Regions from separate parts of the Homo sapiens genome. Here region 2 is linked to region 1. The links are chromatin loops, found by intact Hi-C in ENCODE. Cell type or tissue: OCI-LY7. All regions are shown on one strand.

Region 1 (5,000 bases):
GGTTACAGTGAGCTGAGGTCATGCCACTGCACTCCAGCCTGGGCAGCAGAGTGAGACTCTGTCTCAAAAAAAAAGGAAAAAAAAAAAAGAATCTAGTTCCCTATTGATTCTTTGAACTCTCAGCACTTCCGAAATGTCTATCTAGAAACATTTCTTCTCAAAGTTTACATCACCCTTCTGAGATGTTTAAATATGTGCATCTCATAAGGACAATTTAAACTTTGGGGAGAAATGCTTCCGTTTGACTTCAGATTTCACTGTTACATTACCAGGAGCCTTAATCTTCACCCTTTTGATAAATTACAATTCTTTTTATTTGGATGTTTGGGTTGTTGTTCTTTGGTTTCAAGGGTGCCTGGGAAATGATTCCTCTCCAAGAGAAGCTACTAAAAAGAGCTGCTGAAAGTATCGTCTTCATCTTTTTTTTTGTTTCTAATAGAACATGCACAAAGTTCAATTTGAACCACTTTCTAGCAAATGTGGTATTTGTAAATCTGTGAGAATACGTAAGTGCCAGGGAATCCTATTTTCTAATTTGGTGACATTTTATTCCTTTAAACTTCTCTCAATAGTGGGATTCAGAATGTACTGAAAAAATTAATAACACAATATATTGGGAAAAAAGTAACTGGGACTCAGGATCTCATTAAGTTAAGTGGGATGGAAGCAAGATTTCTGGCTATTATTGGTGCCTGTATTATTCCTCTGGCCCACAGATAGTATATATAATACAAAGTTCTACCATTAACAATTTACTTAAGTTAAACATGATTCTTTTTAATTTCTTAAAAATAAACTTAAAAAATTTAAAAACAAATAGAATAGTGTACAACTCATAAGTCTATAGATTGATTTGTTTTGCCTGGTTTGATTACGTTATATAAACAGAATCGGACGCTGCAGTTTTTTGTGTCTGGCTTCCTCCTCACCTCATTACATCTGTGAGTTTCATCCATGGTCCTGGGTGGGGTTGGTTTATTTTCACTGTGGTGCAGTGCTACACTGCATGACATACCACAACTGATTTAGCCATGCTTCTTGTAGATGGCCATTCGGGTTGTTACCAATTTTTGGCTCTTACAAATAATATTGTTAAGAACATTTTTGTGTGTGTTTTGATGAAGTTAAGTGCACATTTACATTCCAGCATATGTTGGATATGTGCTTAAGTGTACACCTGCTGGGTCATAGGCTATGCATATGTTTAGATGTAGTAGATACAGTCAGTTTTCTAAAGAGCTTATACCAAATTACACTCCCATCAACAATATGTAAGTTCTAGCGGCTCCATACCTTTGCCCTTGCCAATATTTTATTCTAGGTTTTTTTTTACATGTTAGCCAATCTGGTGTGTCGTAGTATCTCATTATGGTCTAAATTTACATTTCCCTGATGACTAATTATTTTTATCAATTTGGCTTAGTGGCCATTTGGATATTCTCTTCATAAGAGAATACTCCATTCACATTTTTTACCCTTAAAAAAGTTAGGGTATATGTCTTCTCTAGTTGATTTATTTATATTCAGAATAAGAATTCTATGTTGGTTGTATATTTTAGAAATATCTTCTGTGGCTTAACTTTTTACTTTCTTAATGGGGGTATTTTTGATGAACAGAAGTTTTATGAAGTATAATTTATCAATATTTTTCTTTGTGGTTATATTCTGTTGAATAAATTTATGCCAATTCCAAGGCCATGAATATATCCTCCCATGTTACTTTTAAAACATACCTATGAGGCCGGGTGTGGTGGCTCATGCCTATAATCCCAGCACTTTGGGAGACTGAGGTGGGCAGATCGCCTGAGCTCAGGAGTTTGAGACCAGGCTAGGCAACATGGTGAAACCTTGTCTCTACTGAAAATACAAAAAATTATCAAGGCGTGATGGCGTGCCTGTAATCCCAGCTACTTGGGAGGCTGAGGCAGGAAAATCACTTGAACCTAAGAGGTGGAGCTTGTAGTCAGCTGAGATCGTGCCACTGCACTCCAGCCTGGGTGAGAGAGTGAGACCCTTCCTCCAAAAAAAAAAATAATAATAATAATAAAATAAAACATACCTTCTATAGGGAGGGGGAATACTTTGCATAGCTGGTAGAAGGGACTATCAGATTTTACAATTCTTTTAAATGCATTATTCAAAAGTTCCAGCAGATGGTGGTATTGCTGTATTAAAAGGAGACACTAAACCATTAAGTTTGGTACAGTTTTCAAGAGGGTTATTTTAAAAACAGTTTATTTTTTCCTGATTTGCTTCTATAAAATGAGAAATATACAGTAAAAATTTCACTTCAGCTATACTCTTAGATATATGTGGGTTAGATTTCTAACACTGAATTTGTTTATTAGATGATTTCATTGGACTTTTCCCTAAGAAGAAAAAGTATCAAGGGAGAAAAGCCCTTTAGGAATGGAGTGAGAAGACCAACAGGAAGAACTGAAATCACAGTTTTATTTGCCTTACAAGTTTACTCACCAGGAAAAAAAAACCAGACTGGGAACATAAATATTTTGGGTCCCAGGTCTAGTTTTGGTAGGTTTAGTTTAGAAAGGCACAGAAGTGTGTTCGCTGTTGTCTTTGGGAGCAGAGAGTGCATTTTGTTATCCTTAATTTGTTATACAAACATCACCAAATAAATAAAGTTTGTGTTTTGAAACTTGAGTCCTTGAATTACGTTTAAGCCACAGTGAGAGTATTAAAATGGCTTCATATCCTCTCCACTTTATACATTTTTTAACCTCTCTGTCAAATAATAGATACTTCCTAAACATTTTCCAGCCCTAATATTTTAACAGTCTTTCTTTCTACTTGTAACATGGATGTTTTACTTTTTCAGAAAAGTGGGAGATAGATCCATCTGAGTTGGCTTTTATAAAGGAGATTGGAAGCGGTCAGTTTGGAGTGGTCCATTTAGGTGAATGGCGGTCACATATCCAGGTAGCTATCAAGGCCATCAATGAAGGCTCCATGTCTGAAGAGGATTTCATTGAAGAGGCCAAAGTGATGATGTACGTATAAACAACACCCTGATAAATATCATACCATGCCCTGGTGTCATGGAAACAACATGAGCTTTGGAGGCAGCCACACCTGGATTTGTGTCACAACTTTGCTCAAGCTCATTGTGTAACCCAGGCACATTATTTGACCACTGTGTGACCTGGGTGAATTATTTCACCTTTCCAAGCCTCAATGTCTTCATCTATAAAATGGGATGAAAGTACCTACCTCACTGGATCAATGTGTGAATTAAATAAGAGAATTTATGTAAGTGATGAGACAGGAGAATTCCCTTGACACCTTTGCAGAATGCCTTGTGAAGAGGGTGGCTCATTTACTCAGCCGCTGTGTGCTCAAATCCCTTACGGGAGGAGGAGCATGCAGGTGAGCCAGGGTGAGTGCTTTTGGGCTCTGGCCCCACGACAGTGTCTAGAGGTGTTACAATGCTCTTTTAGCTTTTCTGTCTGCAGATGGCTAAGTGTTAACCACCTCAGTGGAAAGTCAGGGTGACAGCCTTTTGCATCCTGCCCTCTTGATACCTGGGTCCTTGTATGGCATCCAGGAAGAATCAGGTCACACGGACTTGAAGGATGGTGAATGCAGAGATTTTATTGAGTGATGGAGATGGCTCTCAGCGGGATGCATGGGGAGCTGGAAATGGGATGGAGTGGGAAGATGATCTTCCCTGGGAGTTTGACCATCCTGCAGCCGATCTCGTCTCTGACTGCCCCCAGCAGAACTCCTCTCAATGTTTAGACACTCCTCCTCTTCTCTTCTTCTCTGCTGCACTGCTCTGTCACCTGCCAATGGAGCTTGGGGTTTATATGGGCACAGTACAGGGGTGTGGCAGGCTAGAGCAGTCTTGGAAAGGGCAGCATCTGGGCACAAAAATAAAAATGCCTGTTCCCATTTAGGGCAGCAGGTTTCCAGGCTTGAAGGTGGGGATTTTGCTGGGGAACTGCCCGCTTCTACCTAGTATTTCCCTGCCTCCTGTTGGTATCAGTGACAAGCAAGTGTGTTCTTTTCAGCTCAATAATAGGTGCTTTACAAGTACTCTTTTTTTTTTCCTTTTCCCAGAAGCAGAAATGATGGTTATGTCTTAGTAGTGATACACTACTCATCTCTTGAAAGGGCATCCTCCGGTGGCCAAAAAGAGTTAATGGTTTTTTAAGGATAAAAAAGTATTTGCTTTCAGAGGACATAAGGGTCCAGAGCTTTAAAAGAAGTGGCTCTTTGTAGACCATTGGACACAACTCTTCTGTGATTTCCCGGGACAGCATTTTGACTCAGTTGAACCCATTTCTGTGGCTCATTAACTTTAACAACCTGAGCAGGACCAGGACAGGCCAATAATTTGACCATAGTTCAAATTAACATTCTTTAAATATTTGTTCAACATTTATTTAGAGGAACAGCAATGCTGTGAAGAAGAAAAACTCCAGATGACATTATTTAGATTCTGCTCTGTTTTCCAGAGAAATTTAGTTCTGACCCGCACTTGCAGACTCCAACTAGAAAAACAAACAAACAAGCAAACAACAATCAGAGGTGATTAACTGGACCCATTCTCGATTAACTGGACCCATTCTCGATTAACTGGACCCATTCTCGATTAACTGGACCCATTCTCGATTAACTGGACCCATTCTCTTTCGAAGGCAGAGCAAGTATATCCCTTGGGGCTCTCAACCCATACCCTGAGGGTCCTATCAAAATATCCTTTCCATTCACTTACAATAGAACGAATTCCAAGGGAAGTTGTTACAAACACAATTTCCCAGTGACACCAGCTTCCCAATGATGTTTTTGGGTCCCTAGGTGCCCCAGGCACCTATCTCTATCTGCCTTTGCTTCCTGTAGATATCTGCATCCTACCGTGGTTTTTCTATACCTAAAGGACAAAAATTGTATTCCTGTGTTGGATTAAATAGGCATAATAAAAAAAGAATGAATGGGAGACAAGTTATTCAGGGAGAGTTAAAAACATGTTTGACTGTCTA
Region 2 (5,000 bases), 53 kb after region 1:
AAGGAGATTATTCTGAGACACACATAGCTCTTTGACTTCTTTGATCCTTAGAGAGTATTTCAAAGTTTGTAGAGATTCTGGAGGATAATCAATTTGATTTTCAAATTCAATGGCCAAAAAAATGGCATTTTTACTTGGCCTCACATCTAAATTAGTTAGAACTGCAAAAATGCTAACTTTCCTAGCAGTTCTTCCAAGAAGCAAGCATTCATTTTCCTCTTCGTGTGTCTCATATTGGTTAAAACTCAGTGTTTCTAGAGACTTCAGTCATCAGTTCTACTAAACAAGGTAACGTCATCATTGTATCCTGGGGCTGAACACTCCAAGTTCTCTAGTAAAACATAATTGTTTTCATTGACATTCAGAGAGACGGCTTCTTTCTTAGCAGTGGATGTAAGCTCACTCCAAGTAATGTCAGTATTTTTAAAAGCATGTAGAAGGAAGATGCCAATGATAATAGTGAAGAATCCACTCAGGGTCCCAATGATATCTCCAGCTGTCATGCCATACCACTCTTGGAATAAGATGGCAGAGCAAGTCACTACCATGGATGTGAAGAATACATAATAAATGGGTGTCACAAGAGAGGTATTAAAGGTGTCCAGTGCCTTGTTGAGATAGTTAATCTGTGTAGTTACTGAAAGCACAAGTACAGCCAGCAAAACAAAGACCAGCGGATGTTTGTAAACTGGCTTCCATTCTATCAGCTCCTTAATGGCAATTCCCAGGCCTTTCACAGAAGAAACTGAAAACGCTCCAATCAAGGAACAGATTGAAATATAAACCAATATATTGGTCTGTCCTTTCTTGGGAGCCACAATCAAAATCAGCACCAAGGAGATCACAGTTATGATCACAGCAAAGGAAATAAACCCTGTTAGAAGGAGAAAAGAATTTGACTTTAGAAAATGCTCACAGGATTATACCTTTCTGAAATCTTGTTAGTCATGAGTTTAAGAGCATAGGTATTTTAGAAATAGAAGTGAGATCAAATTAAAAACAACATTCTATTGCATAGTTCTCAATATTTTACAAAGGATTTTCACAAACATATCATTTAAATCTCACCAATACCACTATGAGCTAGGGCGAATATTATCAGATTAACTTTTTATTTTCAGAGGAAGAGAGTGGCAAAGATTTGATTTTGAATATATGTCTTTTGCCTCTACCATCCCCACCTCTCCCTTTCATTGTGTAACAGGGGAAGCATGAACACAAAAATAAGTTCTGCCATCTTTTCAGGAGAAATAATAATCAAACCTCACTGTGTCTCACAACCCACAATGCGGCCCACAATGTAGAAAGCTTATTACAATATTATTACAGATACTATTTGGTGAGGAGAGAAAGTGGAGCAGAATTTGAGTGGTTCTTTAGGTTGAATCACAGACCTGGGTCTCTCAATTTCATTTCCATTTCATGCAAAGATGTGACTTCCTCTTCTTGTGGGGCATGGATAACCATCACAGTTGACCCCAATATACTTAATATGCAGCCTATTTTCCCATGAATGTTCAAGTGCTCGTTTAAAAAGTAGGAAGATAATATTGCACTGTTGGGAGAGAAAAAATTAAAAATCACTATAGCTCAATTACCTTTTGATCCCATGGCAGCTCAGAAGTCACACTGTGGTACATGCCACCATGTATCCCAATGAGCTGACTGGAATATGCTATATGACACTGAAACCCTAGATTGGTTTGAAACTCAGAACTGATGGGCAATCAAATATGCTTCACTGTTTTTATATCTAAAGAGCTATAATATTCTATATCCCATAATCTTCCAGTGATCTTACAAGAGGTTCTACTCAAGTCATTTTCAATTTACCCATCTTTTCCTGTAAAGCCAAACAAAATAGAAAATCTTTTATATCTTACTGGCATGATACATTTAGAATATGTATGCCCATGGATGTTTCCAAGAAAGATACATTCCTAAAGAAAAATTACTCTGCTCAGGGCTAATAATCAGCTAGTTCACACCACTACAATCAAACGGACCAGGGGTATCCAATCTTTTGGCTTCCCTAGGCCACACTGGAAGAATTGTCTTGGGCAACACATAATATACAGTAACAGTAATGGTAGCTAATGAGCTAAAGAAAAAAAAATCACAAAAAAAACTCATAATATTTTAAGACAGTTTACAAATTTATGTTGGGCCACATTCCAAGCCGTCCTGGGCCACATGCAGCCCATGGGCCATGGGTTGGAGAAGCTTGATACAGACTTTCAAAATATCAAAATACTTCCTTACCACCTGTTACTGCTCTGATACTTAGACCTATCCAGTACTGCTAATGCTTCAGTTGCTGTGGTTTCTGCAAGCCAGCCTCCTTCCTCTAATGCTCTGGCATCCCCATGAAGGCAATTAAGTACCCATCTGTCCTCAAGATTATGATAAATTACCAGGTACTTTCCTAGAGTTGCCCTCATGTGGCCACCTTTAGGACTGCAGCCTTAGTGAAGATACTACTATTACTACTACTACTACTAGCTATTCATTGCATAGACAAGTGTTTGAAGTGCTTTATGTGTATTAACTCACTTAATTTTCATAACAATCCTATACAGAAGCTAAAAAGAATTTAGTAGGCTCAATCATAGGTTTTATACTAGAGGTTGGTAATGAATAGAAAACAAAAAGACAAGAAAAGAACAGACAAAAATGTATATGCTTATCAAACACATTCATTTGGGATCATAATAAACTCAGAAAAATTAGATCCACATTCCATGAAATAGGAAAATTATTCCTGTTTCCACTATCAAAACTACAGGGTCTCCAAACAGAAGTATCCAGCAAACAATGCAAGAATTGTAGTGAGAGTTAAAATTTAACCAAAACACCATGCTTGTAAAAGTCCTCTGATAACTATGGTCATTAACCACTATGATGAGGAAAATAATTGACAGGACTCTGGCAATTTGTTCTGATGAGAGATTTAAAAAATCTTCTATGCTTCATTGCAGTGTTACAAATGTAAAACACATTTATGTTAGTAGGAAATCAAACTCACTGTGTCTTAGGTTTTTAAAATAATAATGTGACAGTCTATTTCCTATTTCTACTGTTATTTTATAGTCTTCTCAAGTTATTTTTGTGATTTCAGGCAAGAAAAAGTATTGTTCTCACTTTATGAATGAGTAAACTGAGCCTGAGTGACTTGACCAAAGCTTCCCAGGAGCCTCAGAAATAATTTGGGTTCATCTAGACTTTTAGAGCCCAGGTTGGTCTAGATTTGTGTGTTTGCTTTTAGATATCCATAGCCATATGTTTATTATGGTTTAAGTTTATCTTGGTCTTAAAATACCTACAGAAGCCAAGTTCCCTGTTGCTCACATACCTTATGAGAACACTCAAAGCACCCAGAGGGGTGACCAAGGTGGCAGGTGCAAAAGCATAAGCAGCAAAATTTGCAGCCTCTCCTGCTCCCACTAGAAAGCAAGCAGAGATATTGATATAAAAAATGGGCTTACTTGTCAGAAGAGAAAAACAAATGACTCATGCAAAGCAGTGGACTTTTAACCCAAATACATGGGAAGATCTAGCTAAAAAGAATGATGTAACATGTTTTATAGCAGGTAGGAGATAATTAATATTAAGAGATGCAGACAAACTGTAATACCAGGTGATAAACTCAAAAGATGCAAAAAATGGTGACAGATGAGTACTCATTTTAAATGGCTTTCAATAGAAATTTTTAGCTACTTCAATATTGAAGACATATTTGGTGACTCTAATGAAATCTAGTAGAGGTAGCTTTGTAGTAAGCAGAGAATTATTTCACTTGCTCAAGAATACCTACAGCTTTGTAGGTTACCCACAGAAACCAAAACCAGCTTGGAAAATTAGAATGGTTAAATCTGGTGTGTAGGTAGGGAATAGCCAGAAATACCTGCCATAGGCCCATGAAGTTAGATATCCCTCTATTGTAAGTGATCTATAAGCAAGTAACAGTATCTCAGTAGCTTAACGAGATCCAGGCAGCTGTTTTAAAGTCATGATATGCTCCTGAATGTAATCTTTTTCTTATCTGAGGAACTCTAGACTTGCATGATATAGTGTGCTATAAATAACTTCTAGAGTGAGAGAAATCCCTTCAAGAGCTGGGCTCTGGTACTGGGGCCAAGTTATTCTCACAGAACACAGTGGGAAACTTGCCCACAGAATGTAGTATTTCATGCTGGCAACTACACCAGGCAAATGCTTATTGTAGAGAGAGAAAGGAACACCAGCATGATTTTTTTCTTTTTCCCTTTGTCTGGCTGCTACGCTACATCCCCCCAAATCTATAGGAGTATTCACCATTAGGAAAACATCATTAAACAAATCTAAATTTACAGAACAGAATAATTAAGACATTGCTATCATCGAAAGAATCACGGCAAGGCCGGGCATGGTGACTCATGACTGTAATCCCAGCACTTTGGGAGGCAGAGGGGAGAAGATCACTTGAGGTCAGGCGTTCGAGATCAGCCTGGCCAACATGGTGAAACCCTATCTCTACTAAAAATACAAAAACTAACCGGGTGTGGTGGCAAGCGTTTTTAATCCCAGCTACTCTGGAGGCTGAGGCAGGAGAATCGTTTGAATCTGGGAGGCGGAGGTTGCAGTGAACCGAGATCACGCCACTGCACTCCAGCCTGGACGACAAGAGCGAGACTCTGTCTAAAAAAAACCGTGGCAGTTTTCTTGGAATATTAAGGTTTCCTTGGATACTTTATATTATTTATATTTTTATCTTTATAGATAGCTTTCCAGGAAAACAACGACTTCATGATTAAAGTACTGTATATATATCACTTACTTAATCTCTAATGTATGCTTTTCTCTCTTCAATACTGACATAAACTTTTTTACACGGTGAAAACAAAATTGCAAATGTAGTCACATAATACTCTCCTCATATTTTCATTATAAAGTATGGGTAGAGGGTGGGGAGATGCAAGTAAGACAGAAAAAGAGAAAGATCCAAATACCTATCTGGAATC

The links. Hi-C counts contacts between places; a loop is a spot of excess contacts. Peaks named below come from ENCODE experiments on the same cell type or tissue, not always from the same donor. Only the 100,000 strongest peaks of a DNase experiment are listed, where the experiment ranks them.
Region 2: a loop joins it to region 1, with 5 times the contacts of the local background. A loop is called at or near these places in 26 of 110 quality-filtered maps.

What each region holds. Positions count from the first base shown.
Region 1 is chr4:48,084,474-48,089,473 of GRCh38, reverse strand. TXK (TXK tyrosine kinase) reads left to right here. Exons shown (of 15, transcript NM_003328.3): 10 at 2,837-3,008. Among named protein-coding and RNA genes, the nearest start is that of TXK, 47 kb to the left of the region's middle. In OCI-LY7, CTCF peaks have their summits at 2,173 (motif pointing right) and 4,146; a DNase peak (open chromatin) is centred at 2,163.
Region 2 is chr4:48,031,436-48,036,435 of GRCh38, reverse strand. It overlaps NIPAL1 (NIPA like domain containing 1), which reads right to left. Exons shown (of 6, transcript NM_207330.3): 4 at 3,353-3,443; 5 at 1,395-1,555; 6 at 1-874. The coding sequence ends at 264. Among named protein-coding and RNA genes, the nearest start is that of NIPAL1, 17 kb to the right of the region's middle. In OCI-LY7, CTCF peaks have their summits at 2,229 and 2,438 (motif pointing left); a DNase peak (open chromatin) is centred at 2,405; H3K4me3 peaks cover 346 bases; H3K27ac peaks cover 1,298 bases.